Linked DNA regions of Homo sapiens: region 2 is linked to region 1. A link is a loop called in an ENCODE intact Hi-C map of the cell type or tissue named here. Cell type or tissue: A673. All regions are shown on one strand. Links, peaks and the distances in the headings refer to the core of each region. The heading gives the core; the rest is flanking DNA. Region 1 overlaps NRCAM (neuronal cell adhesion molecule). Region 2 overlaps NRCAM (neuronal cell adhesion molecule).

Region 1 (16,873 bases), core at 4,931-12,930:
GAGAGAGGAGAGGAATTAGATGCTATTACGAAAAGTCAGGAGCACCAATGCAATTGATGGACAGTGTTCTCTTATTAAATCCATTGGCTTGTCTAGCTAAACCATCTGAGCTCTAAGTCCACCCAATGGCTTTATTCCTCAGTCTCCTCCCTCAGTCTCAGTCACTGAATAACAGATTGTGTCATGTCTTCCACATGCCTGCAAGAACAACAACAAAAAGACCTTCCACCCTTTCCTGTTCACTCACTTCCATTCCTTTAGGGCAAAATACTATACCACTAATCCTCACAGGAATAGCTGTTTGTATTTAATTGAAGAACAATGTGCATTTATTCACAAATACAGGTACTGGCTCTATCAGGGGGTACTATCAGGGAATATGTGATGGGTTTCAATCTGTTTTGAAAAAAAGCTTTACAATAGTTTTCAAAATGGATATTTGATCTGGTCAGTCTTAGTCCTAAAGAGAAACAACAGAATTCCCAGTTTGCTCAGAGGAGACAATGGATTTCCCAAGGATAACAGACTAACTAGGGTAGGGGGAAGGATTCAGGTCCAAACTGTTAATGGGGCTTGTTTCAGTGAAACCTTACTAGACCAGTCTCTCCAGACTAGTGTCTTGATTGCTTCAGAGACAGAATTGTCTAAAAGCATTGGGAAGCTAGAAACAAAACTCCTTTGGACAAAGTTATCATTCACTATATTTTGTCAGGAGTTAATGACATGATGAGAAGAGCAGAGAGATGGATTTTTGTCTGTTTGTGTATACAATTATATCAGAAACTCCACCATCTATCTCTTTGAAACCTCCCATCCACATAGTTACCTTAGGAAGCTCAATATGGATTCTAGCCCTGCTACTACAGCTTCTACCACAAAACTCTCCTTTCAGAGCTAGCTTCAAAACCAAATTAAAATGCACATATGTTTCATTCCTTCAGAATAGTAGTCAGCAAACAGTTTCTGGAAAGGGTCAAAAACGTATGTATGGCTTATAGTAGGCTTTGTAAGCCTTATAGTTTCTGTCGAAACTACTTTGTCATTACCACATGAAGGCAGCCATAGGATTAAACAAATGCATATGGCTGTGTTCCAGTAAAACTTTATTTATGGTCACAGAAATTTGAATTTCATGTAATTTTTCACATCATGAAATATTATTCCTTTTTTCTTTTTCAACAATTTAAAAACATAAAAAAATTTATGGCTCAAAATAGGAAAAGGGACAGGTGTGGCCAGCAGCAGTAGTTTGCAATCCACTGTGTAGAGCAGTATTTATAAGCCTTATCTGCTAGCATGGTGTTGGTCGTGAATGATCTTTTCAGAAATTAAGTGCATCCTCAATAAATGAAAATGATGATAGAGATTCAGTGAAATGATTCCTTTATGTAGAACAATACTCACTGGAATGAACAAATAAAAATAAAAAGGCGAACAAGTAAGAGTAGGGGAAGAAGAAAGCGGAAAAAAAAGGAAGGAGGTGGAAGAAAAGGAATAGGAGAAAAGAAAAAAAGATTTGATGTGGAAAAGGAAGTATTTATTGAATGATTAACATGTATCAGCCATTCTTCTAAGTACTTTCTGTACCTTACTTTATTTAATCCTCCCAAATCCTGTGAAGTAAGTGTTTCCCCTCCCATTTTGCAGACACAGCTATTAAGTGGAAGAACCATAATTCAGACACGATCAGGCACGCTCAGGGTGGTATGGCTGTAGATAGAAGAACCATAATTCAAAGCCACGTCTGTGTTACTCCATAGCCCACAGTTTTTCCATTCCACTTTAATGTCCGTAGAATCAGATACGATATTTTTATTATGTTTAGGCACATCTTACATAGTGAGGTTCCAGTACATTGAGTTTTTAAATCTTAAGAAATCCTAAACGGGTAATTTTTATAAGGCACGTGAAAGAGGTTTGTTTATTCAAGCTCTTCTAAGTATACTCTCTTGATCTTTGACAGTCAACAAAAATATACACTGGGGAAAGGACACTTTATTCAATAAATAGTGCTTGAAAATTGAAAAGCCATATGCCGAAGAATCATACTGGACCCCTATTTCTTACCATACACAAAAATTAACTCAAGATGGATTAAAGACTTAAATGTAAGACCTGAAACTATAAAAATGCTAGAAGAAGATATAAAAATGAACAGCTATAAAAATATATAACAATATATATAAACAACTCTAAAAATATGGAACAACTATAAAAATGCTAAGAAAAACTCTTCCGAACATTGGTCTAGTCAAAGAATTTATGACTAAGTCCTGAAAAGGAAACACAACAAAAACAAAAATAGACAAATGGAACTTAATTAAACTAAAAAGCTTCTGCACAGCAAAAGAAATAATCAACAGAGTAAACAGACAACCTACAAAATGGGACAAAATATTTGTAAACAATGCATCCAACAAAGGCAAAACTGATCCAGAATCTATGAGGAACTCAAACAACTCATCAAGAAAAAACAAATAATCCCATTAAAAAGTGGGGAAAGAAGACGAATAGACATTTTGCAAAAGAAGACATACAAGTGGCCAACAAACATACAAAATAATGCTCAACATCACTAATCATAAAAATGAATATGAAAACCATTTGTGTCATGACAATAACAATGTCACCAATAACACATGAGATACCATCTAACACCCAGTCAGAATGGCTATTATTAAAAAGTCAAAAAAACAACAGATGTTGGTGAGGATGTGGGAAAAAAAAAAGAAACGCTTATACACTGTTGGTGGGAATGTAAATTAGTACAGCTTCTGTGGAAAACAGTAAGGAGATTTTGCAAGGAACTAAAAATAGAACTACCTCTTGATCCTGTAATCCCATTACTAGATATCTACCCAAAGGAAAAAAGATCATTTTATCAAAAAGACACCTGTACTCATATATTTATCACAGCACTATTCATAATAGCAAAGTTATGGAATCAACCTAAGTGTCCATCAATGGATTGGATTTAAAAAATGTAGCGTATATACATGCACACATACGTATACACATAACCATGGAATACTACTCAGCCATAAAAAAGAATAAAATAATGTCTTTTGCAGCAGAATGGATTGAACTAGAGACCATTATCCTTAGTGAAATGACTGAAAACAGAAAGTCAAACACCACATGTTCTTACTTTCAAGTAGGAGCTAAACAATGGATACGCAGGAATATGCAAAGTGGAATAACAGACATTGAAGACTCCAAGAGGTGGGAGAGTGGGAGGGGGATGAGGGATGAAAAATTACCTATTGGGTACGATGTTCACTATTGGGGTGATGCGTAACATTAAAAGCCCAGACTTTACCACTATGCAATATATCTGTGTAACACAACTGCATTTGTACCCCTAAATCCATAAAAATAAAAATTTTTAACAACTGCATATATTGGCAATGGCTACTCAAAGGTATATGGAAAATGTACATCAGTGTAGTATTTTGAGAACTGTAAGTAAACTAATGTACATGCATCTTTATATGCCAATTAGTTTAGATTTAATAAGAAACTTATGTTTTAGCTCACTTCTCATCAATTCATACGTTATTGCATACCCCTATCTTTATTTAACAGCATATTTTGTTGGAGACACAAATCCTTTCTCAGGTTGGTAGACAGTTTAAATTACATAAGAACCTGTCCCACTTCTATTTAAATGCTTCCTAGAATATATTAACAATTAGCAGGCGGGAGAGTTCTCCATTAGTCTTTCCAGTAACAGTAGGGAAAGTGTTTTCTCCCACCAAAAAGAAAACAGGTAACTAACCATATAGACCATCACTACTGAATTTGTTTGTGATTTTTATTTTTGAAGCAGATGTAATTTTCCTTCTTTGGAGGAGATATTATTCATTTCTTTGGCTAACGGTTATGATTTAGACCTTGGGTCTCTTTTATTACTTGCAATGGCTTTTCTATATTTTTATTTTTCTGAGGGTGGGGTAGGGGGTTGAAGATCAGCCTGATTGGAATAGCACATGAATTGAACGGGGCTGAAACTTCGCTGAAACAAAAGTTATCTAGGACTTGGAGCGATCACAGGATACAACTGTCTGTTTCAAATAGAAATGCAAAATAACCATTGGAAGAGTTGAAATAGTATGATCAAAGAATTCGGTATTCCATTAAAAATCCTTTATACACTACCAACAGTATAAATAGAAAACATATAGATAAATTCTCTGCCTTTTAAGTGTAGTCATTTAGGTACTTGAAGCATGTTTGTAAGCCTTTTTTAAAGCTGACACAAAATTGTGTATATTTACCATGTACAACATGTTTTGAAATATATATTCATTGTGGAATGGCTAAATCAAGCAAATTAACATGTATTATCTCACATAGCTGTCATCGTGTGGTGAAAATACTTAAAATGTATTCTCTTAGTATTTTTCAAGAAAACTATATTGTTTTTAATTATAGTCACGATGTTGTACAACAGATCTCTTGAACTTGTTCCTCCCATCTAGCTAAAATTTTGTAAATTTTGACTAACATCTGTTTATAAGCTTTTTAAGGGCAGAATCTTTGACTCATCTTTCTCTTTTCAAGACTAGTAGTGTCATCAGTGTTGGGCACATGGGAGGCACTCAAGAAATGGTTGTTGAATTAAATGCCATCAATACCTATGTCACAGAAATTCAGGCTTTATTTAAAGCCTTATCTAGATTCCTCACTAGCAAGAATCTTGACTTGTAATAGAAAATTATTCTAACCCACTGGGTTCTGAACATGAGGTCTCCAGACCCCCAGCATCAGCATAAACTGGAAACTTGTTAAAAAGGCAAATTCTTTGGACCTACCCCAAGCCCACTGAATAGAAACTTTGGGGCTGGGGACTAGAATCTGTATTGCAGTGAATCCTTCAGGTGATTCTGATGCACACTAAGGTTTGAGAACAACTGTAATATAATAAAAAATGGTACTGTGAGTCTCCTTCTTTTCAAAAAAGAAGCCCATGAAGAGAAAGAGATTCCCTACTTTTGGAGCAAGCCTATGGTGTTACTAAATATAAACTTGGCAGGTTAAATAATAACTAGGCTTATACATTAATCTCACAAATTTCAAAGGCTGCATCTCAAAGCCAACAAAGGTTAACATTCAATGTTAGCTAAATCCAATAAATTTGTCAGTTAGAAAAATAATACTGTCATGAGACGTGCATCCTTTTTGCCTTTCCTAATCTTCTTGCATACTATGTGGGCATTACCAGTAGTCAAATTGAAAGAATAAGGACTAGGAAGACAAACTAAGGAGGAAAAAGCAGAAAGCAAAAAGGATCATCTGCCCTTAAAATGATGTGTTGGGTGCCGTATTTTCCCACTGCTGACCACCAGACTTCCTTGTCCTGAGCAAACATACTACTACTGTACTTGGTTTAACTCATTCAGATGGGAACAACACCATTCTTATCTGACACAAAAGCTAAAAACCATTTTCCTCAAACATTTAAAAAGGAATCATTTAGATCCTTAAAAAGTTGAATCAGCAACTCTCAGAGAAGGACAGAGCTGGGTCAACAGTACAGTACAAAGCAAGCATTTCTACTCTTTGTGATTACAACTATCTAAACATTTCCGACAGATTTCATGTGGTAATGTTTTTCTGAATGCCATTTTACAGAACTTAAACAATAAAGAATTAAAGTTAAAACTTGAAAAAGATAATCAAAGAAAATGAACTGTAATCGTTTTTTAGAAGCTAAATTGCATCAACATTTGACTATCCATTATGTCTTTTGTCATTTCAGCATTATGTACTATCATTATCTATTCTTTCAGGGTTCTGAAAAGGCTTTAGAATCTGCTGATTGTCATCAACTCGCTACTGTAGCCTCAAAGCTCTGCAGCACTGCTGGACCATGGCAAATGTAAAAAAGATAGTTAACTATTGCAAATAGGGTTTCTGCTGCCAGATAAACAGCATTACAAAGCTGGAGTTAAGAGTGCTCACATCTGGGCACTTTCAGAGAGAAATCTTTCAGAGAAAATGAACAAAACCACTTGGGATTAGTCACATTTCCAATGCGAAAACCGGCGAGTCCAGAATCTAGTCACTCAGTCGTTGACAGATAAAATATAGAAGATCAAAAGAAAAGGGCTGCATTTCTGGGCAACTCCTTCCTCCATATAACCTCAATCCAACACCAAATTAATTTACATAGCATGAGTGTTCTGAATTAAACATGCCATGGAAATATTTTATTATCTCCTGCATTTACTTTGGATAAATACTACTTAATTGGACTCCCTTCTGAGTAATTCAAAATGCACTATCTCAATGGGAAATAGAATTAGTTTCATTATGCAATTTATTTTTTAGTTAAAAATAGCCAGCGAACAAGCAAATGCTTAGAGGTCATATGCCTGATGCTATATAATTAGAAAACCAGAGATTAATACAGTGTAATGACTGGCATAACAACATAGAAAAAGACAAGTTGATTTTAAAGAGTTTGTACTTTCTCAAATGTGTCTTTCTTGACAGGTAAGCATGAGTCAGGACTGGCTAACGATAGTTATCACTGACTGGTTTTTAAGTATATTTGTTATGTATGTATATACTTAATGCATCTAAATGAAGACAGTGATCAATGTTTCTTTTGACCGTGCCTGAAACTAATATATCACCACAAATTCTCTAAGTTACAGAGAACAGGAGAGGAAGAGAGACAGAGCGACAGAGAGAGAAGAGAAAAGAAAGTATAGAGGAAGAGACACAATTTTATTACTCCATAAGAGGAGTTGCAACCTGACTATAATCTTAAACTAAAACATTTAAAAAAAGGATCTGAAATCTAAATGGCCGTAATTTTCTGAAAGAACACTGTGGTGTTACACAAAGACAACCTGACAGAAATCAGAAAGTCTTTGTTTCCAATTAGTTTAGTGGTCTCAAACTCAAATGCCTAAGGGGGCCAAGCAGTTAAAGCTAAAGAATACAGCTGTGCAGCGGAGGAAAGGGCACTGGGGCCCCGCTTAAACAGTGCAGGGTGCTGCTACTCAGCTTTAGCTGATAGTGGTCAGGGAAATATACACCCAGTTTTGCAGATCACTTCATTTTTCTTTTAGCCAGAAATTCAAACTTTTATATGAAATCAACTGTTTTTTAAAATGGTACCAACTAATTTAAAAGTGCTATGTGGCTTCAGGGCTCTGGGTGTAAGAAATACATCCAGGGCCAGATGCTGTCTAGACCTTGCATGGCTACTAAGTAGCTCTGGTCCCTTTGGGACTGTTTCCTAATCGGTAAAATAATATGTCCAAGTTTCTGTTGGCACTAGATGCTTATTCTGGTCCTTTTATGTAGCACATTTCTTTACTTGTGAAAAAACGGTTTAGATATTTTAATTTCCAGTGTTAGAATACTGAAACAATATCAAAGTCAGAAAGGATAACCTGAAAACATGGATGCAATTGAAGTTTTAGAGACTTGCTTACTAACTCAGGAGTATGTTTTATCCACAAAAGTTTGTGTTGTTAAATATGTCACACAGAGTTAAGTAAAAAATCATCAAACCAGTAGAGACAGCAGTTTCAATTTTTGAGAGGCAATGCTTCCTAGTGGTCAAGAATACACACTGGAACCAGTCTGACCTTGGTTCAAAGCCCAGCTCCTCACTTACTAACTGACCTTATGCAAGTTACTTAAGGTCTGTATGCCTCAATTTCCTCATCTGTAAAAATGGGGATCACGGCTCCTATCTCATAGGGTTATTACGAAGTTTAAGTGAGTCAGTGGAAAGTGCTTAGAATGGTGGCTGACACAGAGAAAGCATTAGGAAAAAATTAGCTGTTGTTATTTTAACTGGCGTAAAACAGCTGAGTGTTAAAAGCACAAATGAATAGCTAAATCCAGCAAATCTCCTACACTGGTTGAGCTAGCATTTTACTGTAAAATATTTAAAAGACATTAAACCCAATCTTTATCTGATGAAGGCCCAAATCAATGGTTTGCTAAAATCCATTTACAAGTTACTCCACTGGTAACTTGTAAATGAAGACCTAACATGCAACAATTCATAGAAATCTAACAGAGGTCAACCCAGAAAACGGGGGTCAATGCAGTGGAACAGGGGCCATGGAAAATCAAACGGTGTGAATGCCTCATCCTTGGTTTCCACCCCCTTGTGATTAATTAACAGCCTTACTGCATCCACCCACCAGCTGTATCCTAGCTCATAGGCCTGACCCCAACTGAGGACTACAACAGTATCATGAAAACTGTGCTTCTAATTGTCCAGCGGGCGATCACGGCTTGGCTAAGAAAGGCTCTTTTCACTCCCCTCCTTTCTGATTAACTAGATGGCTTTATAAATCGCCTTAATAAGTTCATTTGTGTAACCCAAGGCTAGCTGCCCTTCCTTCCTGCTGCTAAGAGGGCTCAGCTGCTTATCTTTGGATATGACCCATCAGAAGAGAATTGCAAAAAAACATTTTTAAATCTGCTAAATTGACAAGCAACGCTGATCTCACGTCTCCCCTAATTTAGTCATGTTTTCCTACGTCATAAAGGAAGTCTAAGTGCAGGCAGTACACTGTGATACTGGCAGAAATCTTTTGTAGATTATTTTAAAACCCTTATGATTGTCTCCTAAGCAGTAAATTTGATAACTGCCAACAGGACTGTGTAAAGTAACTAAAATTCACAGACATTTTTATCATTTCTAAAAGGTTTTCATATGTATTATATCATTTAGTCTTCACCAAAACTCTGCAAGATATTATTATTATTCTTCTCTTTTTACAAATGAGAGATTTAGGCTCAGAGAGCTTACGTAACTTGTATAAGATCACATTATTACTGTGAGTTAGATACCGGCTTGATTTCAGGTCTTCTAATTTTAAACTCAGGGCTCTTTCCACTATCACACATGTGCTGATTAATTCACCTATTGTCTTTTAGCCCACACCTGTTCCTCTATACCTTATACTACTGGAGCCAGGAGTTTGCACCCTAAATTTCTCATACTCTTACTAGTTGTCTTTCCCTTGGGTTCTGCTAATTGGAGGTACTGGTGAGCAATAAGAAAGCAGGATAAAGACAAAAGATTCTTGGTTCTGAATCTTAAAATGAGGCAGTTGATGGCAATTGCTGTAGGAGCAGTAGGGTTGATGTGATTTTGGGCTCCAGCAGCCCAGGAAAAGCCAGCACTTTCTTTACTGGTTTTTTTTTTTTTTTTTTTTTTTTTTTCCTTTTTTGAGACAGCAGCTCTTGAGTGAACTCACAGTCAAACTCAAGTGTCACCAACCCACTTGGACTTTCAGGAACAAGCTCATGGGCTCCTGCCCAGAAGGGCTAACTGCTTCGAATCTGGGGATCACCTCTTCTTCCTTTATGTTCCTCCAACACCCCTCTTTCTCCCTGTTGCAGTTCCAGCTTTTCCAGTATATTTCCTTGTTCAAAATTCCTAAAGTGGCTTCCATTTTCCTGCTGAATGTTGCTTTGCACCCAGATGGAAGTCAAGGATATTAAAAGGGATATAAAGCAAATGACACTGTCCCTGCCTTGAAGGAATGTGTAATTTTCTAGATGATAGAACGAATGCATTTGAACCAAGAATAAACAAAATAGACATATCCAAGGGCTTAGGTAAATTGTACACAGACTACTTGTGCAATGGGAAGGAAAATGGGCACTTCATCACAAACTCTATTTGTGTGCTGTGAGGAGAGGGACTTGCATTTATGTTTTGCCTTTGGCATGCAGTCTAGTCTGTTCTCAGTGGATCCAGAAGCAGCCCCTTGTCTAGCTCACCCTTACGGTCTTCCGAATCACTTCCCCTTTTTTGGACATGCTTAGTTTATACTTCCTGCCCCGCAGCCATCTCTGGTGCCAAGTTGTCTGCCCCATTCTTGTTCAGTTTCCTGTTCATTAACTTCTGGCTCATTATTACATTAGTATCCCTAAAGTCCACATTTGCATCACCACACATGAAAAACGTTTTGTCTATAGCAAAAAGGGGCACAGTGATGACATATATGATTTGGTACAGAACTACTAATAACAACAGGGGTTAAGAATGGGTGAAAAAGTGATTAAATGATGAAGAGATTGTCAAGTATTTTGCAGCCCTCATTAAATCTGTTGATTTTGTATTTTTCCCCTAAAATGGAAGAATTCTGTGTCATTTGGGATTAAGTTTTATTTAATTTTAAAATGACAACTACTCTTTACAGAGGGCTCGCTCTGTACTAGGCACTTTTCATATGTTAACTTTTTTACACCTCTCTAAAATCAAATGTTCTATAGATGAGTAAAGTGGGGTCTACAGCAGCTAAGTTACTTCTCCATTCTCTTAGTCTATTCAGGCTGTTATAACAAAGTACCATAAACAGGGTAACATAACAGAAATTTACTTGTCACAATTCTGGAGGCTGGGAAATCAAAGGCCAAGGTGCTGGCAGATTCCATGTCTGATGAAGACCTACTTCTTGGTTCACAGATAATTTCTTGCTATGTCCACCCACAGTAGAATAGGGCAAGACAGCTCCCCGGGGCCTCTTCCTAAAGGCACTAATCCCATCCAATAGGGCTTAACCTCATGACTTAATCAACTTTCAAAGACACCACATCCTAATGCCATCACATCAGAGATTTAGGCTTCAACATATGAATTTTGGGGGGACACAAACATTCACCTCATAGCATTCATTGTTTCTTGTTATTGGCAAAGCCAAGACTCACATTGTCTAAGTTATTTGACTTTTGAGTCCGCAGATGTGAAAACAGTGCTAAACAGTCCATCTTCATGAGTGGAGAACAGCATTTGTGACAACCACCAAAGTACCTCTGTGGTCAGTGTCCTCAACCAGGGCACAGCATCATGGACCAGAGCCTCTGCAGGGCACAGAGGAGTGGTGAGGAACAGGGGCTCTGGAGCAACCCCACTTCCCTCTGCTTTGTATATGGGGGGTTCTGCACATGACTGCATTTGAAAAGGGCTTCACTGCGCTTGCTGAAGGAGTGCACTTGAGCTAGCGGAGAGTTCCCAGAGGGTGTCTGGAAGAAGCAAAGGCTATTCTTTGTTTCACTCAGTTATAGATGGAAGTCAGACACTTCTGCCTGAAGTACTTTCACACACTCCACAGTCTTAAGAAGGATGGAGAAAGCATGCCAACTACTCAGAGAACCACAGGTGTTCAAGCAATGGTATCCTTTTATCCCTACAACTAGTGGACAAAGTGGGGCCTCTGTAATTGTGAAGCTAGGAAAACTTCTCTGTGGTCTCTTCCAATCGTGCACATTTTCTTACACAGGTACTGGCCTTTACCCCTCTCCTCAGCTATTAATATCCTAATATCTTTGCCTAGAAAGAACTGAAGTAGAGCCACTAAAGTATTACTTATGGATGAAACCTCAGAGGTTTCATTTCAGCAAGGATCAGAGCAGAAAGTCCCTGGCACATGGAAGAATATACAGGTGACTCAGAGCGCTAATGCCATGTCTGATATGTGACTGAAGCAGTAGCAACTCAATAAATATAGAACTGAATTAAGGAAACCAAGCCTAGGAGGAGAAGTTCAGGCATTAGCCAGCAGGTCAGGATGGTTTTTGGAGGGAGGGGGATTGTAGGGGGTCTTCATACCCTGATATCAAATATGAATGCAGGGTCTGGATCAGGTCTTGAGAATAGATATTTTTTACTGTATGAATAAGAAACATGTTGGCTTTAATGTTAGTACTACAAAACACAGACCCTGTAATTAGAAGGCCATTAGGAACATTGTTCTTATTCATATGATCTCTTGTGCTTTTACAACTGGCAAATTAAATTAATTATTAAAAGAAAAATCTCTAAGAAACAAATAACGAGAATCCTTCTCCCCAAATAATCCGTTTCCCTATACCATTACAGAAAATGATGTCACTTTGACAGAATTATTAATGTTATTTACATCCTGAGCAATGCATTCTTTTAACCCGAAAGAGGGTACTAGGCAAAAAAATTAATTTCTTTGAGAACAAGCATTTTTACTTAAAATATATGTGGCTGTGTCGATTAAGAGCCTCCTCTGTGTCAGTGCCAGGCATTAGTCACAAGCCAAAGGCCCAATCAGTCTTTGTAAACTTATGATCGGCTTTCAACCCCACAAAGCCTGTGTTTGTCAGTAGGATACTTGCTTCTCCAACTACTGGTTAAAGGATCAGTGACATACTTCAAAGATTTTGAGAACAGTTTCTGTTCTTTTTGAAGAGTATTTATTCTCTCAAAAACAAATGCTAGATTTGTTCATTTGGTCCAAAAAATGAGAGGAACATTTCTTTTGATTGTTTTCCAACTCTACCTCCGCATTTTAACAATGGAAAGCCACAATACCCTTTCCTCCTGCTAGCAGAATTTGTGAGTAAGCTGAGTTCCAAAAAAATGCCATTTCTAAAGCTTTAGAAATCAGGGTGTCACAGAAAATTAAAGCAGCATTTAATTAGCTAACAACATTATCTGACAAAGGGATGAAACTTTCATTATCTGACAAAGAGCTGAAACTTTAATGTTTCATAAGTCATCATTCATTCATTCATTTGTTCATTGAGCAAATTAAGTACCTATTACATGCCAGGCAGTGTTCTTGGTGCTGGGATACATTCATGAACACAATAGTCCAAAGTTTCTGTCCTCACAAACCTTACATTCTAAAGGGAGGGAAACATAAAAAAAACAACAACTGCAAATTATATAGTTTCTTAGGTGGTATTACAGAGAAAAAAAATAAAACAAAGGAAGGGGTACAGGGGTTCCAACATGTCAATGTGTGTGTGTGCATGCGCACGTATGTGTGTGTATATGCACATGCGTAATATACTTTCTTGCCACAGGTTCAGGAAATAACTCACCAGAAAATGATATCTGAGCAAAGACCTAAAGAAGAAGCAGCGAGCTATGGGGATATGTGCAGGAAGAGTGTTCCAGACAGAGGGAGCCTCGGTGAAAGACCCTGTGGTGGGAGCATCCTGGCTTGCTCATGGGGCATCAAGGAGGCCAGTCCACCTGCAGCAGAGTCAGGACAGGGCTTTGGCTTTGTACAAGCTTAATTAAGACAAAGAAACAGTAAAACACCCAGAATAAAACACTTTATAATCTGGAGATCATTAATAAAACTAAATACGGATTTAAATAAAATCCACGTTGCAAAGCTATACTTTATTACCAATAATCATATTAAAAGAAACAAGTACATATTTAACATGATCATTGTCTAGAAGGCATTACTGAAATTATTATAATCTAAGCAGGTGGGGGATATATGAGGAGATAGTTTTAGGGTGTGACAATGTAAGGGGCTCACAGGACAGGACTCCTCTATCCAAAACAACCCCCTCCCCGCCAAAAAAACCCGCAGGGCACGGTGGCTCATGCCTGTAATCCCAGAACTTTGGGAGGCCGAGGCAGGAGGATCACAAGGGCAGGAGATGGAGACCATATTGGCTAACACGGTGAAACCCCGTCTGTAATAAAAATACAAAAAAAAAAAAAATTAGCCGGGTGTGGTGCTGGACGCCTATAGTCCCAGCTACTCAGGAGGCTGAGGCAGGAGAATGGCGTGAACCCGGGAGGCAGACCTTGCAGTGAGCCGAGATCGCGCCACTGTACTCCAGCCTGGGTAACACAGCGAGACTCCATCTCAAAAAAAACCAAAAAAACAAAAAAACAAAAAACACACCAAACAACAACAACAACAAACCCAAACCTTCCACATGGAATTCTTCTGCTTGAATCTAAGGATTTAAATTTTCCTTCCTTTGTCTCTCTTCAAGACTATTTATCTTCCAGATTCTTTTATTAAAACACAAATACGGGGCCAGGCGCAGTGGCTCATGCCTAATCCCAGCACTTTGTGAAGCCGAGGCGGGCAGATCACCTGAGGTCAGGAGTTCAAGACCAGCCTGGCTAACATGGTGAAACCCTGTCTCTACTAAAAATACAAAAATTAGCTGCGCCTGGTGGTGCATGTCTGTAATCCCAGCTACTTGGGAGGCTGAGGCAGAAGAATCGCTTGAACCCAGGAGGCAGAGTTTGCAGTGAACCAAGATCACACTACTGCACTCCAGCCTGGGCCACAGAGCAAGACTCCATCTCAAAAAAAAAAAAGAAAGAAAGAAAGAAAGAAAGAAAAGAAAAGTAAAAAAAAAAAAAACCCAAAACACTGGGTGAGGACGCAAAGGGGCCAGGGAAAGGAGTAAAAAGTCACATCAAAGCAGCTATCAGTAAATTTCTTCTGAGAAGCAGTAGTTACCGAGCTGCCTTTGAAATCCTGTGTGAATAAAACGTGGCTCAAGTTCCTGGGTGACAGCTCTAGGAAAGAAGAGGTGGCATGGGTTGAGGAAAAGGTATAAAAAGTGAGCTTTCATTACCACGATTTCTATTACTGTGGACAAAGGTCAGACCTGTGAGCAAACCACAATGACACTACAGTCCAAGAATTTTTTTTCAGATAGAATCAGTCATATAAAAGATAAGAATACCCAATGTAATAGCAGGCAAGCATTCCTAACCATATTATATTGTTTGGTCTGGAATTTGTTTTTCTCTTTCTGTTGCACCTATTTATTCTCTGCAATGCACACAAACATGGAATAGATATTTAGAGCCACATGTGCAGTGCAACAACCTTGACAGTCTTTAGATTTATTATTTGATGTGAACGGGCAGCCGGGTAATAACTTTGACTTCCATATGAGACCTTATTTGTCATGTACATACAGCACATTGACCAGAAGTCTCAAGGCCAAGTGCAGCTCTTGTGAACTAATTAAGCATTCTGGTGGGCACATTTTGTGTCCAAGCAGCGATGTGGTGGTGAAGTACATGAACTCTGGAATTAGACTGCCTTGGTTTGAAGCCCTGCTCTACGGTTTACTAGCTCTGTGTCCCTGAGTGATGTAATTAACACTGTACCTCGATGTCTTCATCTATAAAATGAGTATAAATAACAAGTTACTGTGAGGATGAGATAAAACATGTGCAGTACTTAGAACATGTCTAGCACATGGTAAGCCTCAATAAATGGTGACTGCTTTTACTACAGTAGAACATATGGTTTTCACAACAGGTATCACTAGGAATATCTAAGCCTCCTGTTAAGATATTACTGCCTACATACAAATGTAATCCTTCCCCAAATTTCTGTTGACTTTTTTTTTTTTTTTTTTTTTTTTTTTTTACAAAAGAGCAAGAGAAGAGAGACAAAGCCCTGATATTGAAAAAACACTGCTTAGGGCATATTTGATTATTCGCAATTGTTATTGTAATACTATGCTAATTTTACCTTATTAAATATTGAAGAAGGCCATCACCATTGGGAAGAAGTTAAAATATATTATATAAAATTAAACTAATTTATCTTTATGCAATAAAATGTTAGAGGATACCAGATGCTATTTTTATAATAAACATCTATTTTCTAAAAAGGTCATTATGTCATGCATACACAAACAAACAGAGAAGCAAAAGAGAAATGCATCCCTGGGTAAGTTGAGATCCTTCTAGAAAACATTTTGCCTCCATGTTGTGTTAAACTAGGGACACCATTGAAAAGACTAAGTCAAATTTCCAAAGAAAAATGTCACATGTCTATCCTGTTGAGGCACATAGGCTAGGTGGAAGTGTAAGGTAATGATAAAGGCATCAGGCAAAATTTGTATCAGATCTGGCTTTGCAACCTGGAATTTCTCCATTTTTTTTCTAATTTATTGTGACATTAAAATTATGGTGCTCATCTGGGGGCAGTAAAATATTTTATGACTTAAGAGAAACTCAATCTTAGAAAAGATTATTTTTAAATTCAAATTTTTGATTAAAATATCATACTCAATACAACTCAATAACAGAAAGCTTTTTAAAAAAATTACGTTTTTTTAAAGCTTTTCTTAAAAAATTATGTTTTATTTTACGTTTTATTCAGGAAATAGAATTACATTTCATTGAATCAAATTTTTGTTAAAAATAGTTCTTTAAAAAAATAAAACAGCAAACTACACAACATTCTCTATATTCTATAAATAGAAGTAAAACACTCCATTATAAGGAAGACCATTATGTAATACCAAAAAACAAAGAATAATTTTGATAATAAAATGAATTTAAATTGTAATGAATTCTCTAACATAATCTGCAAAGAATTCTATATAATTTGAACAATTTTAAAATACTGTTATTGCATATCTGAACAAAGATTTCCCATTCCTTTTACCAGGAAAAGAGTTAAGGACAGACGATTAATGTAATTTCATTACAGATGCCAAAGTGTGTTATCTGCCAGTCAGATTCAGAACAATGGCAAGCAAAATGTGGAAATGTTCTTTTCCACAGACAACATTTACAGAAATTAAAATAAGTATTAAGTGGTTTTCCAGAAAATAGGTTCCATGACCTACACAGATTTCTAGGACAACAGCAACTAATGAAGAATTGGTACCAGGCACCTGGGAAGTCATTAGCACCAACAAGGCGTGACCGGTATGAGCTACAGAAGAAAACAGGCAGGGTGCCCCCATGACACCAACTGCATGACCTCTGACCATCCCATCTCATGTTTCTGGGAAAAATTTTTAAAGTGCCAACTCAGGTGTTTCAGATTTTTTTTCTTTTGCTTATCCTATGGACATGAGAAGTAGAAGGGAAATTAGATAATTTTGCTATTTTTGAAAAAAATATGGCTCTTTTCCATTTGATTGAATGGAAGATGAATGGATAGTGGTATGGGTTTTGATTAAAAAATATCTAGGGGCTCAAAATGAAAAATTTATGAATATGAATTATTTGGGCATTTAAAAGTATGATTTGGTGCATTCATTATGGTGAATTTGTGTATAAGTACATACGAATTCCCTCTGAGGCCAATACATCACTTTAGGACACTAT
Region 2 (16,873 bases), core at 5,448-13,447, 130 kb after region 1:
ATTTTTGGTTCAATGATTATTTACAATTTAAATTTTGATAAAAAATATCAAATTGACTTCCAAAAAGGCTATTATGATTTACACATTCATAAATGTATAAGAAAACTGTTTTTCTATCTTATTGCCAACACTATATACCATCAATTTTCATTATTCCAATCTCAAAGGCGAAAAAAAACAACTGAGTCTTGCCAAAGTTTAGAGTGTAAGCCAAAGCATGAGCAACTTTCTAGATTGTTGTTAAATTTTACAAAAAAAAAAACCCAAAAAACGATGAAGCTAAATTATCACAGCAAATGTCTGAAATCTACACCCAAACCTGGCGTTTTGCTCAGATTCTAAGACTGTGTGAGACCTTTGCAGTAACTCCTTCCTCTTTTCCCCCTCATAGTCACTTTATTGTATTTTTAATGTTTTATTTTTATGGACAAAATTGTATATATTTATAATGTACAACATTATGTTTTGAAATATATATGCATTGTGGCATGGCTAAATCAAGCTAATAAATATATGCATTACCTCACATATTTATCATTTTTATGGTAAGAACACTTAAAACCCACTCTTAGCACTTTTCAAGAATACAATATGTTAATAACTATAGTCATCATGTTTTATAACAGATCTCTTGAATTTATTCCTCCTAACTTGTTTTGTATCCTTTGACCAACATCTCCCAAACCTCCCTCCGTTCCCACCACCCCAGCCCCTGGTAACCACCATTCTACTCTCTACTTCTATGAAATCAGCTTTTTAAAGATTCTACATGAAAGTAAGATCATGTGGTATTTGTCTTTCTGTGCCTGGCTTATTTCACTAAACATAATGTCCTCCAGGTTCATCCATGTTGTCGTGAATGACAGGATCTTATTCTTTTTATGGCTATATAGTATTCTATTGTATATATAGACTGCATTTTCTTTATCCATTCATCCATAGATAAACACTTCGGTTGATCCATGTCTTGGCTATTGTGAATAGTGCTGCTATGAACACAGGAGTTCAGATACTGATTTCATTTTTTTTGGACATATGCCCAGTTGGATTGTTGGATCATATGGTAGTTCTATTTTTAATTTTCTGAGGAGCCACAATACTACTTTCCATAATTGCTGTACTACTTTACATTCTCACCAACAGTGAACAAGTGTTCTCTTTTCTCCACATCCTTGCCAATACTTCCTACCTTTCATCTTTTTGATAATAGTCATTCTAACAGGTGTGAGGTGATATCTCACTGTGGTTTTAATTTACATTTCCCTGATGATTAGTATGTTGAGCACTTTTTCATATATCTGTTGCCCATTTGTATGTCTTCTTCTGAAAAATGTCTATTCAGGTGCTTTGCCCATTTTTTTATTTGGGCTGTCTTCTTGTTATTGAGTTGTTTCAGTTCCTTATATATTTTGGATATTAACCATTTATCAAATGTATGGTTTGCCAATATTTTCTCCCATTCCAAATAACCCTTTCCTCTTTATAAATCCTTACCACTATAGCCTTTGAAAGACAACTCAAAACTCACCTCCTCCAGGAAGCCCTCCTTGATTAATTACCTTGATCTCACACATTTTTATTCTTCCTTTACTCTGATCCTTCAACACTTACATATTTAGTCTAAATTGGCTTTTAGGTTTCCCTTTGTATCTCCCAATAAGTACAGTAAGACAGGAATATAGGGGGCAATTAACCAACAGACATCAATAAATATTTATCAAACATTTATTATATTTAGTTATCCAGCCAATAGAAATTCATTTGGTGCTGTATTGAGTCCAATTTTTCTGCTTTCCCAGGTTTGCCTGCCCCTCTCCACACTGTTCCTCTGGCTGCTTGCTCAGTGTAAAGTCCCTGCCACAGCCACCATCTTCTCTCCCAACACCATCAGCTGTCTCAGCCTCTCTGTAGCTGATGGCTCTGACTCAGCCTCTGTCATGTCCACACTGCAGCAGGAGCTACACCCCTGCACCCTCATCCTGTGTAGCTGCTATTATAGAGACTCTGGCTTCTTGAACCACTTCTACATTCCAACGAAGCACCCTGCTGTGGGGTATAGGATCTGGCTTTCCCAGAGGCTGATCAGAGGGTCATGGTAACATAATCTGAAAACAGGAACTTAAAACTTAATGCGGAAACCTTGACCAGTAAGAGACAGGAGACAAGAAGGAGCTAAAAGATCAATTCCTTGCCATTCCTTCTTGTGACAGACTGTTGCAAAGTACAGTGTGATCCCAAAGACCTGTCTGCAAGACAGTGTGTGTCACAGAGCAACCAGCTGTATTTCCTTGAGAAGCTTTGGACAGCTTGGCAAAGCACTGTTAGGTATTATTTGTCTGGCTTCCCCCGTTCCCTCACTATTTTTGTCCTGGAATTCCATCTCCTCATAAAACCTTCTCAAGTGAGCTCAGATTCTGTTTTCTAGGGAACCCAGGCTAAGACAATTATCTACATAAACTCTCCACTCTACATTAGACTAGCCCTGAGAAAGGGTACAAAAGAGGCATAAAAGAAGTGAATCCTGTCCACAACAACCTCACAATCTAACTGGGGAGGCCAGACTCTACCTATGTAACAATAAGTGAAAAAGACAAAGGAATGAATGAATGTAATTAGAGGGCAAATTGTTCAGTGTTTTAGAAAATGGGAGCCATTTGATACCACTCAGTGTACAGGGCCCAGAATAAAACAAAAAGTATTCACAGAGAAGAGGAAAACCATCAGATCTCACCCACGGCAGACTGCTAGGAAGAGGGGCTTAAAAAAACGCTGGGAAGACAGAGAAGGGGGGAAGACTGCAGGGAGTGTGTTCCCTGGAGAAGAGTCACCTTGGTGAAGCCAGCACAACCACAACAGTGGGCGTGGTAAGGAGAAGCAGGGAGAGCCTGAAGGACATTGGGTTTCCCTGAACAGAGGGGCTTGCTGGGGAGCAGCAGGGTGAGTCCAGGGTTCATAGCAGAGGGCTGTGGAGGCAAGACAGAGGGGTTTGGAGGTGAAGGGCATTTGCTACTCCTCATATTACCACAGAAGAGATGAAAAAGAAAAAAAATACTCCATTTCTTAGGAGGTTGCAGTATAATATTCCCAGCTTCTCCCACACCCTCCATCACACCTGTGAGCCAACAGCACAAGGAATCTGGGGGAAGAAACAAGGTCTTCTTGGCCCTGAGCCTTCTGGTTTCCCTTTCATATCTGCCATCTGACAACAGGGGTACCTTTCCTTGGCAGGCCTGCCTGTGTGAGCAACAGCCTGCGGTGGGACCTTGAGGGTGACAATGTCTAATGGAGAAGGAGGTACCTGGAAGCCCTGTGGCCGCACGTCTAATCACTTCCCCAGTCAGCCTGAACTATAATCAAGCTGGCACTTCTCCTTCAATCTGGTTTTTGTGTCGTCTTTCTCAAATGGTGCAAACTTGGGAGGGAGGACAGGAACATTATTTAATGACTTCCTAAAACATCAAAAGGGGGCTTAGATCTGATGCAATGAGAAATGGGCATGGCAGGAAAGAAGCATGATAAAAAGAGATAATAAATGCTTCTTGATTAAATGGTTGGCCTACATCCTAATTTCTACCCATAAAAAGGAGAAGAAGGCCGGGCGCAGTGGCTCATGCCTGTATCCCAGCACTTTGGGAGGCCAAGGTGGGTGGATCATCTGAGGTCAGGAGTTTGAGACCAGCCTGGCCAACATGGCAAAACCCTGCCTCTACTAAAAATACAAAAAATTAGCCGGGCATGGTGGCAGGCACCTGTAATCCCAGCTACTTGGGAGGCTGAGGCAGGACAGTCACTAGAACACAGGAGATGGAGGTTGCAGTGAGCTGATATCACGCCATTGCGCTCCAGCCTGGGCAGCAAGAGCAAAACTCCCTCTCAAAAAACAAACAAAAAAACAAAACCAAAAAGGAGATGAGAGGGCTCCGTGGTTTCCACATGGTTGCTCTTATGTAGTTATTTTTACCCTCCAGTGTTTTTCACAGTGGCCCTCTCTGGCTTTATTTCTGTCATGAAGTTCCCTTTTCCTCTGAGAGATGCTGCAAACATTTCAGAAACATTTCACTTGCTTCTTCCAGTCCAGAAGAGTGATTCTTCCATGACAGAACGGGCCAGCTGCTGATGTGAGCCCATCCCTCCAGATCAGCATGACTAAGATATTCATCTTCATGGAGCAAGAATAACTACAGGAGATTTGAATGCTGCATTTGCTTTAAATAAAACTGCAGATGCAATTCCAGGAGTAGGATAGAGACAGCAGAAAAACAGCACATTTCTTTTATAGTATCATAGTGTCTATTTTAATCAGCATATTACAGATGTTTTGAGACATTCTAGCAAAATTGACATGGTTGACAACGCTAGACAGAACTGCCTCACGGGGGAAAAGAGGAAAAGATTAAACCACAGGCGTGTGGCAAAGGAACCTGCTTTGTCAGAACTATGCTTTGTCATCACCGCTGAGATCAGAGAGCTGTTTCTATGGCAGCAGGCAACATGTTCTGGCCAGGAGACAATCATGTAGGGATTTTTAATTTCATTTGATGTCTAATTGCCTACTACTTCGGGAAAGAGACAAATAATTAAAAAAAAAAAGTCTTCCTTAACTAGACAGACTAATACCCCCAAGGAAAAACTTGGGTTTTTATAGTATGCTTTTCAAGATTTGAATTTCATGTCTGTATAGTTGAAGGCATGGGACCTTCTCCAACAAGGCAGAATGAAACCAGTAAAAAGGAAAGGAAACTCAGATGAAATTTCCATCACTGCAGAGCAGTTCACACATCCTGTTAATTACTATTGCCATTCATAATTAAGGGAGGTTCCTCATGGATCTTACTAACCCTTCTATCAAACAGCACCTACTCTTGCAAACCATTGGAAGAGGTTGTGCTATTTATGACAGGTCCCTCCCATTTCAGATCCATGCTGTTCATTTCCCTGAGCAATTAACGGACATTACAAACACATATTCTCCAGAGAGATTCCTAGTTTGGGAACATCACTTTTCAGATGTTGCTACTGTTGTCACTGACCATTTATTTCAATGTTTTCCATCTTCCCTTAAAGAGTAAGTGATTGAATGTCTCATGATTCTCTGCTTTTGCAACATAACACGCTTCCCTCCATTTGATCAAATAATACTGGTGCTTCTAAGGATCCTTTAAGCTAATAGCCAACAGTAGCCTATTTTAATTGCTATGGAGATGTCTTAGTTTGTTTGAAGCTGTTATAACAGAAAACCTGAGACTGGGTAACTTATAAGGACAGAAATTTATTGGCTCACAATTCTGGAGTCTGAGAAGTCCAGTATCAAGGTGCAGACATCTGGTGACGACCTTGTAGTTGCGTCATCCCATGGCAAAAGGCAGAAGGACAAGAGAGAGCAAGAGAGACACAGGGAAGGGGGCCAAACTCATCCTTTTATAATAACAACAATCCTACCTATAAGGGTGGAGCCCTCATGGCCTAATCATCTCTCAACAGTCCCACCTCTTCATACTGTTACAAAGGCAATTAAATTTCAACGCGAATTTTGGAGGGGACAAACATCCTAACCCTAGCGAAAGAAAACAAATAATTTTCTGGTAACTGAGGTAAATATTCCAGCAATTTGATTGGGAGTTCATGTCATAATGAGCTATAATTTTTTCTTTTTAATTCAGATGTCCAGAACTCAACTTCTAAATCTCTGGACACTAGGCAGATGGCTCTTTCTTTTCTTTTCTTTTCTCTGCTCTTCTCTTTCTTTCTTTTTCACTCTCTTTCTTTTTTCTTTTGCAAGTTACAGAGGTGACACTGGTGTTAATACCTGGTTAAATACCACTCACGGACAGTCACTCATTGCCCAGCTTTCCAATACTATGGCAGCCCTTAAGCTGCAATGAATTAACAATTTGTACACAAAGTGGGCAACAATTCTCAATATCACAAACCAAACTGCAACCTTTTAGCCATTTAGCACTGAAAGTTGCTATCACTAACACTGAACCAATGGGATGCACCCTGACTTCAGCAGAAGAATAAAAGCATGGAGCTCTGGAAACCCCTCTGCTCTTACATCATGCCCACAGAAGCAACACCTGTGACACGCAGACCAAGAAATGACTTCTAGGTGACCAGGAGCCGTGTGGTCACTCAATTCCTTGAGTCATGGCTACCACAGGTCTGCATTTCTGTGGTCTTCCCCACAGTTCAAGGCCAGTGCAAAAGGACTTGCTGACTTGTATTTCTGGAGATTCTCTCCAGAAATTGGTAGAGATTCTCTCACCAAACAAAAGATTTCTGTGCTTCTATGAAGCACACAATATCAAAGCATCTATTGAGAAGAAAGACAAGTCCACTCACAGAATAATATGCAGGAGGGCATCTCCAGGGACACCAATCACGGCTAGGATCTTAGGACAAATGTTTTCCTGAAGAGCATAATAATAGATGGGACAAACGATGACATTCTGACTTGAAGTGGTCAGCACCACAGCCTGCCTGTGAAAGCAGCATTGGCCTGACCACACACTGGCTGGGAAGGGAGAGGTCTTTTATCTGGTATACATATTATACACACACACACACACACACACACACACACACACACACACGCACTGAAAGTTGCTATCACTAAGTATATATATATTCACCCATGTGTGAACAATTATTGAGCACGTAAGCACTTAGAAAATACACACCATCCTCATTTTCAAGTTATAATGAAGGCCCATACTTAACATGATTGATTAAAATGGTTTGATATAATTTCAACATTTTAATACAACTGTGTGGATTTTTTTCTGGCTTATTTTATAGCATAAACATTTATTTGACCATCAGTGTATAGGCTTTTGAATATGACACAAGTAACAAGTCTAATAACATCATGCCACATAAATATTCTGGGGAAAAAAATCTGCTCAAAATTTGAAAAATCGAGTGTTTCAGGAATGACTCTTCCCTACCCATAACTTCCAAAAATATCCCCTAGTCCTTCTGATATTGAGAGGCACTAACAGGATATATGTATACTTAACTAGTTTCACACACACACACAAAAAATCACCGTATGTCCGCTCTGGTTAGGGCTTATCGTATGTATTTCCTTTCATTGCCATCTGATTCATTGCTTCATCTTTTCTTTAAGTAAAAGGAGTGCCCTCATCCCCGTAACTGTTCTTAGAAGATAACGTTAGTCATTGTATTCCTACAATATGCTTCTCATCTGGCAGTTAATTTCCCCAGAGGGTACTGCAGACGTTTTATTTTCAGATAATCTCCAATTAGCTTCCTCTCTTCGTTACCCTGACCAGCTCACTTTCATAATTTTCTCCTATACATCCTCCTCCTCTTAACATATTTCTTACTTCACAGGGAAGAATATGATTTATATTGCTTTTCATTTACCTCACTTCTTTCCTGTTTACCTGCTTGCTACAGATTTTGCATTTTAATATCCAAAATCCAACATAAAATAAAGCTGCATGTTTCATCAAATGTTGCTCTTCCCATCTGAGCTCACTTTGCATTCAGTCCTTTTCTTCATGAGTTTGGCAGTATATATAGAGTTTGAGGTATATATTATATGTACTCACAAACAGGCATGCTTAAGCCATACAAAAGTGGGAGCTCACCCAGGTGCTCTCATTTCAAAGGCACTTCTTTTCTCTCAGAAAGTTACATGTCTCCACTTTCGTGTCCACACACAAAATTCCTTTATCCAAGATAAAAACTTTTAATGTCAAAACTAGAGATATAGTTTAAAGCAGAACAGGTAAATAAATAACTTAAATTTTCACTAGTGGATGAAAGTTGGATTCTTTCTTGAGAACAGGTTTTGATGTCGGGGTGAGGGTGTCCAGTAGGCATTAAGTCTGTCCAGGTGCACCTCAGAGAAGGGAAATGAGTGTATGTAAAAAGGAGAAACTGAGGCCACTGAATACACTTCACTTGGTTTTCCATTTTATGTACAACACAGTCATCTTCTAGTTATTTGGTAGCAAACCAAGAATTTACAAATTTAAGTACTTACAAATATTTTAGTTCCATCGTGTGTGTGTGTGTGTGTGTGTGTGTGTGTGTTTATTTTTAATTTTCAAGTATTTGAATCTACAAAAGAATATCCTTTCAGAACATCTGTACCCAGTTAAGGAATCTGGGAAAGAAAACAGAAGTGGACTGAAATGTGTTGGTCTTATCTTTGTCTGGCCTCTATGAATATCTTGACTGTCATCAAAAATATCTCTTTAGTAGATATTACTATAGAGATTCTGCTTTTCAGACACACACAAATCCTTGCAGACACTTGATGTCTGATGAGTGTCTCTTTTATGCATTTTGACTTCTGAGAAGGTCTCTATCCCCAAACAGTGAGCACTACTTTGCTAAAAAAAGTCTGTGTGTTCTGAATAAATGGAAACGTCTTACCAATATATGAATTGCTGATCTTTAAAGTAAATAAATAGGCGAATAGATTCTTATCCACATTTCTTCTAGCCACAAATTTTAAGGAAATCCTGCAGTCCTTTACAAGGGGGGGAGTTTCTCAGCTAGATGGAAAGATATGACGACAATTTCCCCATTCACAAAACATTTCCTGTCTCCGTAAGTACCCACTGCCCAATTACTCATTTTACACTTATTCTGTGTGAATTTACATTGTGACTTGGCATTTTTAGGCATCCGTGGTTCCTACTGATTTCCTCTGGTCCCCATTGGTTTCCTTTCTTAGGCTTTACTGAATCTCCCAAGGGCCAAAGTAGAAACCCAATTAATGCGTGCATAACCTAGATGGCTCATGCCCTTACTTTTACATTCTTTCCATTGCATGACACTGTCTTGGAGCTCTTTAAGGAAGCATCTTTCAAAATCTTGTGTGTGAGAGAGAGAAAAGACTCACAGAAGGAAATGTAGAATGGGAAGAAACTATTCATGAGGAATATCTCTTTAATATAGTAAGAGCATGTTGGTAGAAAAATAAAGACTGCTTGATAACTAAAGGTTAATAAAAACCACAACTGTTGGAAAGCAAAGACATAACTTCATTCCCCCACATACCCCAAAATAGCATACACAGAAAAGCAACTCTACATAGCCAGTTAAGAAGGATTAATTATGCCTCTACCATGAGCTCAACATTATGGTAGGTGCTTAGCGAAAAAAAGACTATAAGTGTAGATGTATATATGTGTGTGTATAAAACGTGTAAAACAATATAAAAGAATAATATCTTATGTTAGATGGAGTGGAATAGGCTGAAAGCATTAGGAGAGAAATTAGTGTGAGCCGGATATTAGTATATTTTAGCTAATTTGCAAAAACTCATCTTTGACTAGTCATGCTAAAGTATTGCCTATAATATCACATGCCATTTATCAATGTTTACATGTCTCATGATCATATATTCAAATGTTGATAATTATTCAATAATATAGACCATTGCAAGACTAAGTCACCCCCAATGAGAAATGTAATTCAAACCTGTAAACCTACTGAAAATGGACTGAAATAAAGAATGTGAATGCATTTTGTAGAAGGAAAAGTATTATTCATGAAGTAGATATTAGAATCATTATTACTATTGTCATCTTTCTCATAAGATTACTTGAAGAAAAAAAAGTACAAAGTTAAAATACAAAATGATGTCAATTCTGTTTATTAAATAAAAGAGGCAGGTATTGTTTTCCCTGTATTCCAGATAAGGAACTGAAGCTATTCAATCTACAACTTAAGAAAAATCAATTGGGTAGCAACCACTGACAGAGTAAATCATTTTGTTCTTCAATCATCTTGTATTTCTGACCAAACTGCACAGTTTATTTTGAGAACTCTGTGGTTTTAGTTTAGGATTTTAGGAGTCTAGAGAGACTTCTGACCTGCCCTGTGGAGATTAACGACATACTTAATTCTGTTTGTCTAACAGCAGGCAAAAGATCTGACTAGCAGAATGGCAGCAACCTTTTCCACTAAAACGAAGGTATGTTTATGGCATGCCACATACAGTGGAACAGTAGTCAAAATAGTCAAAACAGGTCTATTGGAAGTGGGGATTCCAACCTCCTCCACAGCAAAATACATTTCATTGATAACACCTCCTCCAAGAGCCACTTCACGAGTTCTTAGGTCAGAGTATGCTCCTCCCTTCTGTCTCTCTTCTCTAAGCTGCAATACCAGTCACACAGCCTTCAAGCTCTATGTTCCATTCTACAATAAATGTTTCAAATAAATTCCAACATGACTTAATGTTCTAAGCTTAAAATGCCATGTTATAGTAGCTAACATTTATTTAGTGCTATATGCCAGGCAGTGCAGTAAACACTTTACATGGATTATCTTATTTCATCAACTGTTTTGGGAGGTGGGACTATTATTACCCCATTTTCACACATTAAAAAAACAATGCCAAAGAAACTAAAAATCTTGCTGAAGGTCACCCAGCTAAGTCACTTACTGAATACTCACTTACTGTATCCCTTTGGCCCAAGCTCTTTTATGTATATGAAATCTTTCAAACAAACTGAGACGCAGAGTGTGTAATATAAAATACATCACCCAACTTTGACAAGTACACTTAAAGTAAAAGATACAGGTCATCCTTTACATAAAGATACATTTTAAAGTATAATGGGGTTTCTCAATCAAAAAGAAAAGGGCAATAGGAAGCTGAGGACTGAAGTGAATCTACACCCCCATAAAGAAAGTCCTACTAAGAACAGTGCCAGGCATTGAGAAGGTGCTTAATAAAATTTCACTGAACATGTAACAATATTTTCCTTTCTAAATATATAAAAGAGGCCAGAGAAGATAATCTGAATAAAAACATGATGGTCCAATGAGGAGCAATTCAGCCACGTTCTGTAGTGAAAGAGTTACCCTTTCCCACCTGCCCTGACTCCCACCTTCCCTGGCTGCAGTAGGGTGGTCCTCTCATTTCAGCCCCCCATCTTAGCCTCCAGGAGCCAAGAGAAGGGGCCACTGCACAGGCTGAGTGCAGGGGAAAGCATCCTGCCTCCTGCCCAGGGAAACCTAGGCAGGATGTGAAATAGAGTTAAAGACAGTGGTTACCTCTGGAGAGAAGGGAGGGGGATATAGTTGAGGATGGGACTTGAGAGCTATTGGTGACTTTCTGCATCTTCAGCTTGGTAGAGAGGACGGTGATTCTCATTATGTCCCTCTTTATCTTTTTGCATATATGGAATAATGAAATATGTACATAATACAAAGATCAGAGGTAGCTGAGGGGAGAAAGGATAGTGAGTCAGGAAAGGAAGTAAATGAAAGCATAAGAAAGATGAAAAGTAAGAAGGAAGGGAAAGTGAAGGAGAAAGAGTCAGGTGGATTGGGTAGTAAGGGAAGACTGAGGCAAGAACACAGCCTTCAGCAAGGATCTCTTAACAAAAGTGGGGATGGGGGTGGAAATCACCTGATTCAGAGAGAAAAGGAAGAGGCACACATAAAATGAGAAAATCATGAGTGAATGACGAGATAAAAATAAAAGGTAACTTCAAATATGACTATGTGCTTTGAGCTTGCTTTAAAAGAGAACTTCAGCAGTGGGAACAGAAAAGGTTTGACTGATGAGGTAAGTTCCAAAATACAAAACCAAGAAGCACCTCAGTCGTTGCATAAGTCTATATTCCAGCTAACAAAGATACATGTTAATACTTTAAGCTCTGAACTTCATTTTTGGTGGCAATCATGCTAAAACATATTACACTTCATGACCTTCTTAAACAGAATCTGACCTGTTCTCTACCACTCGGTGTCATCACCAAGAACCTGGGTGATAACACTCAGAGGCTATTGCTTGCTGTGGCAGGGCTAGGGCCCCCACCTCCCAGGCTAGAAACACCTAGCTACAGGGAAGCCACATAATTGACATATGCTGACGTCAGAGTGTTGAAATCCTTTTTCTGGAAGTTGATCTTAAAGTTTGGCCCCAATGAACATAGGGACAAATCCCACATCTAAATCTGTTAATACCACTGTCATCCCCTCTTCTCCATGTGCTTCTCCCTCTCTTCCAAAAGGAAAGCACATATTCCAAATGTGCCCCAGGGCAGTTGTTCTGATGATCAATCACACTCACCTCTTTGAGCCCACCGACCTTGGATTATGCACTCACATGAAAGAAAAGAAACCATATCCCTTCACAGCCAGAAATCTTCAGGCCCCAATGTAGCCCAGTGCTGACTGACCAGTTAGAGCTTATCAGGTTTCCTACCAGGAGTGGGGCATCGAAGAGAGCTGGTGAGAAGGGAGTGAGCTAGAAACTGCCCCCTCAGTCCCATGTAGTCTTCCTGGTGAAATAACTGAGAAGGTAGCCATTCTGTTCAGTAAGAAAGATGAGGTGCTGGAAAAACTGCCTGTGCGGTGGCTTCCTGGAAGCTCTGGAGAAGGGAAGTCGGTCAGAGGTGTGGCTAGTGTCTCAAACTGATAATTACAGTGCATCAACTAATCATTTGAATAAAGGGATGTGTTGCCTATCAGGCAAGAAAGCAAAGACATGTGGAAGCAGAAAGGGGCACTTTACACAAAATGTTAAAACACATCATTTTCAGACTTCGTAGTTTTTGTCAGTGGGGTTTACACTATTGCTCTTGATTTTTAAAACTGAATGTAGGTTAGTCCTATCTACACCTGGAGTGCAATGCTTCTCAAAGGCGCCTGAGTGAATAGTCATTTCAGTGAAATTGAATAATATATTCTATCATGAAAATATCAGGGGGGAAAGAATGTACTGGAAACTGACCTGTCTTTAAAACATGTATAATTATTAAATCCCAAATCTGCATGTTATTTTTGAGCAGCAATATGACTATAGCTCTATGAGTCCAATGTCTAATAGAATATATATGAAATATACATTACATTAGTGTATTCATTTTGTTTCATCTGCAGCCTTTCTCAAGCAGGATTCCACTTACTTCTGAAAGAATTAAGCTCTGGAGAAAATTATTTGCATGATTATTTTCTCAATTCTCTCAAGGATGGTACATAGCTAGTGCATAGATAAGAAGTTAATTCATTACATTCAATTAGTGCCTTAGGACATTAGAGTTCAGTAAAGTCTTCCCCCAACCCCTCGATTTCATGGAAATTTTTTGCAAGCATGTGCACATGAGCAATTTTCTGGGGTGAGATGTCATGGCTTTCATCAGATTTTTTAAAAGATTATGACCCAAAAGGTTAAGAACCACTTTGCTAGAATATTAGTAAGATTATAAGAAAATATGATGGTAATGGAAGAGAATAACTCAGAAGAAATGGAACATTAAAAGACAAAGTTTTATTTTCCCAACTTTTATTTCATAGATATTTCCAAATTCATTTTGATTATTTTCTCCCAATATACATGGAGACTGACACCCCTGCACAATACTAAATCCCAAAGATTTATCTCCTATGACTCTGCAAAGTGGGAATCTGGCCCCAGAAGAGATGATACATGTGCAGTATTTTAAATCAGTGGGTTTTATATGTGGTGATTTGGGAAGGCTTTCAGGTTCAAAATCATAGTGTGTCCATTTTCCTCACAATCTATTATGAGTCTGTCAAGATACAGAAATATATCCCAACAATTTTGCTGCCTCAAATAATTATCCCTGACTTTATAGTTCTTACATATATTTAAACATACTTTCATCCACCGAACAGATCCAAATTCAAGGTTATAAATTAAATTACAAAATAGCAACGACCTAAACACAAAAAAACTATCATATTGACCTGTCTGGCTCTAGAGATGATATTGGCAAACTATGTGTTGTTATTATTATCATGACAGATTAACTGTTGACACTGTACATTGTCTAGGTGCGTCCTGAACAGAAATGGCTGGAGAGTTCATGGTTCACACATCAGACAGAAGTCCAATTACTAAGGAAAGCCTCAGAGACTTCCTCTCAAGAGGGCTCTGCTTTCTCTCATTGCCACTATTGCTCCTGGCTTTCTTTCGAGTCTAGAGCAACTGGCCTAAACTGCTGTTTTATTTATGAGAAAGGAATTTTTTTAATGTATATCATACAAAGATGACACTAATGCATTCATCATTTTTAAAAAGAGATTCAGATTTTCAAGAGAGTACAGTGAATGACTCCAGGCATGCCTGAAGCAGGTCTGATTATGTCTGTGTGACTAAGAAAATAGCTACATCTCTGTCATCAGAACTACACATGAAGCAGAATGTGGTTATGTGTCTAATTTTATGTTCATTTTATGAGCTGCAGCTACACAACTCTTTCACATATTATAGTCTCTTATAAATGTATATGCACCCCTCTCCCCTAAAACTCTAGATGTTACATGGGGACAATAAAACATACCTTCTTCATTACTGTGCTCTAGGCACAAGGCTTAAACAGAGTGAGCACTTGATACTTCCCCTTTATTTTAATTGTCCAAAATAACTGGTTAACCAAATGCCTTTATAGTTCATAAAGCATTCAAATGCCTAATGCCCATAGGGAAATCCATTTTACTCTGACCAGATGAAGTCTGCACCATTTTTCTTTCTCTGAGCAGAAGCCTCATTCAGGGTAAGGCTGAAGCCCACCCCCCTTATAAAACAAGAAGGTCTAAGATGGGGGTGAAAAACCAGCTACATTGATCAGAGAAGGCCCTGACTTCTTTTCCCCATCAGCAGATTAAGACCACCTGTCATTTGGCCTGAACAAAGGGCACACAAGCACATTTTATTAAGCAAGCAAAACATGTAATTATCTCCACAACACAAAATAAATACTTTGGTATTATTTGTTGTTTTTCAAATATCTGTAAAACCAGACTTCAAAAGCCATAAATATTGAGGGAAGTGGGTCGGCAACAATGTGTAAAACACTGTGGGATGTTCAGATGATACATGCATCCTGCTTACAGCTGGCAGTTTACTATTCCTTGAACAACGCTTTCATCATCTTAGTTATTGAATCAAAGTCTGTTATTGCTCCCCATTGTGCAGTGGGGTACCAACTTTTGACTAAGGAAGTTTATTACAATTTGATCCACTTTATTCATCCAATCTACTTCTCCATATTCCAACACCGAAGCTCTGCTCTACTCAAGCCAGAGTTACTTACTGTTTCACGAACATGCCTTTCCTCTAGAATGCCCACTCTCTAGGCTCCTCACTCCAAATCCTAGGGCACCTGAAGGCCCATCTCCATTCCTTTTTCTTCTAGGAAGGCTTCTTCACCCTTGCAACCTCCAGGGATTACTTCCTTCCCCAAAGACCCAGGGCATGCATAGTCTCTTCTCCAAAACCTAGGGCTTAATTAATGAACAATACAGGCAGATAGAATTATTTCTGGTGTGCTAGTCCTCACTCAACTCCATGAGTTCCTAGAAAGCGAACACTCCCTGTGCCTCCGACAAGGCTGTTAAAGTAAGTTACTTTACAAGTGTGCCTGGCACATTACAGGTGTTTCATAAATATTTATTGAATTTAGTTATTGTTCGGCCCAATATTTCAACTTAAAGTCAAGTTTTTTGAGACATTGATTTGTTCTTCAGTACAATTTATTCTCTCCAATGGCTGGAGAGACACTTTTATGAAGATTAACAATTACAAGTACCACCAATTTTACCTTGAAGAAAAAGAATTTATTTATGATTTTACCATGCTCACTTCACTAAAAATAGCTAAACTCTACCATATTCTCTGCTTATATATAAATACTTCAAAAAAGAGATCAGAACCTTGAAATCCTTTACTCAAAAGCAAGAGATAACCATTAATACAAAAATCTTGCCAATTCTTTGTCTAGAAATTATTGGCTGGCAAACAAAAGTGATTGTTTTAAAAGTAAACAGCAAATCCAAGAAACTCCACCAAATACAGTTATTTCAATCTTGCTCTTGATTCATTGTCCTTAACTATTTTACTACCATATCTTATTTTATTTGAGTGATTAATCATCAATCAAATTTCAAGGCTCCCCTGTGGCCTCATAACCTGCCAATTAGGAAAATGAAATATCTCTGTTGCCAGAGCTTAGATCCATGACCTTCTAAAGTATGTATAATAAAAAGGGGTCATGGGTCATTAATGACAAATGGGCTTTGTGATGGATGACTAAAACCAGAGAAAGGACAAGATAAAGCAAAAGGAGAAACGTTTTAGAACTTCATAAAAATAGAAATGATATAAAAATCTAGAAATATCTTCAATGACATTAGTCACAACACCATGCTATTTATTATATTATACATATAAAAACCATTCATAGGTTTTCTACACACTGTTGAGAAAAGAAAAGGTGGCCTTTATTTTTCGCTAAAAATAAAAAACAGCTAGCATGGTGAAAAAAATTAATTACATAGCCTGTATCAGTTGTGCCTACATATATTAGTGAAAGTATACAGGTGTTGGCATTTTTGCCCTGTTTTTTCTTCCATGATACATATTTTAACATTCTAATGAAGAGGAAAAGCATGGAGACCAACCTGCTGCCCCAAGGAGTAGAGAGCGAGGGCTCTGCACAAGTGACCTTTCAGCTTGTGAGAAGACTATATGTTCCTGTGAATAAACTCACAGAGGCTGCAAACCAAACAATGCTGAGATCCTTGGACAAAAGGAAGGCAGAGGAGGAGAAAGGGCAAGAGAAATTGACAGGCCTAACAGAGAAGGGTCCCTTCTGTGGGCAAATCTGTAATACACAAAAAATAAAAGCTTTTACAGAAATTGTCCTTGGTATCAATGTAACTAGCTTTATGAAGTTCAATAAGTATGTTTAATAAAAGATGGGGCTCCATTTCTTTCAGATTTTGAAATTTTTCATACTTTTTCTTTTTCTCCCATCTTACTTCGTTTGCACTTATTTTCAGTTCCTGTTTGGTTGGCAGAAGAGTGGAGACATTAATTGATTGGAGGGCAAAATCCACAATACTTGGT

The links. A loop is a pair of places that touch in the nucleus more often than their neighbours do. Peaks named below come from ENCODE experiments on the same cell type or tissue, not always from the same donor. Only the 100,000 strongest peaks of a DNase experiment are listed, where the experiment ranks them.
Region 2: a loop joins it to region 1, with 4 times the contacts of the local background. A loop is called at or near these places in 2 of 110 quality-filtered maps.

What each region holds. Positions count from the first base shown.
Region 1 is chr7:108,285,017-108,301,889 of GRCh38, forward strand. All of the region lies in intron 3 of NRCAM (neuronal cell adhesion molecule), which reads right to left. Among named protein-coding and RNA genes, the nearest start is that of NRCAM, 160 kb to the right of the region's middle. In A673, for the core only: no CTCF peak of the experiment used is centred there; DNase peaks (open chromatin) are centred at 6,005, 8,445 and 9,835; H3K4me3 peaks cover 2,537 bases; H3K27ac peaks cover 7,352 bases.
Region 2 is chr7:108,412,008-108,428,880 of GRCh38, forward strand. The region is part of intron 1 of NRCAM (neuronal cell adhesion molecule); the gene reads right to left. Among named protein-coding and RNA genes, the nearest start is that of NRCAM, 36 kb to the right of the region's middle. In A673, for the core only: no CTCF peak of the experiment used is centred there; DNase peaks (open chromatin) are centred at 7,154 and 8,644; H3K4me3 peaks cover 1,932 bases; H3K27ac peaks cover 5,812 bases.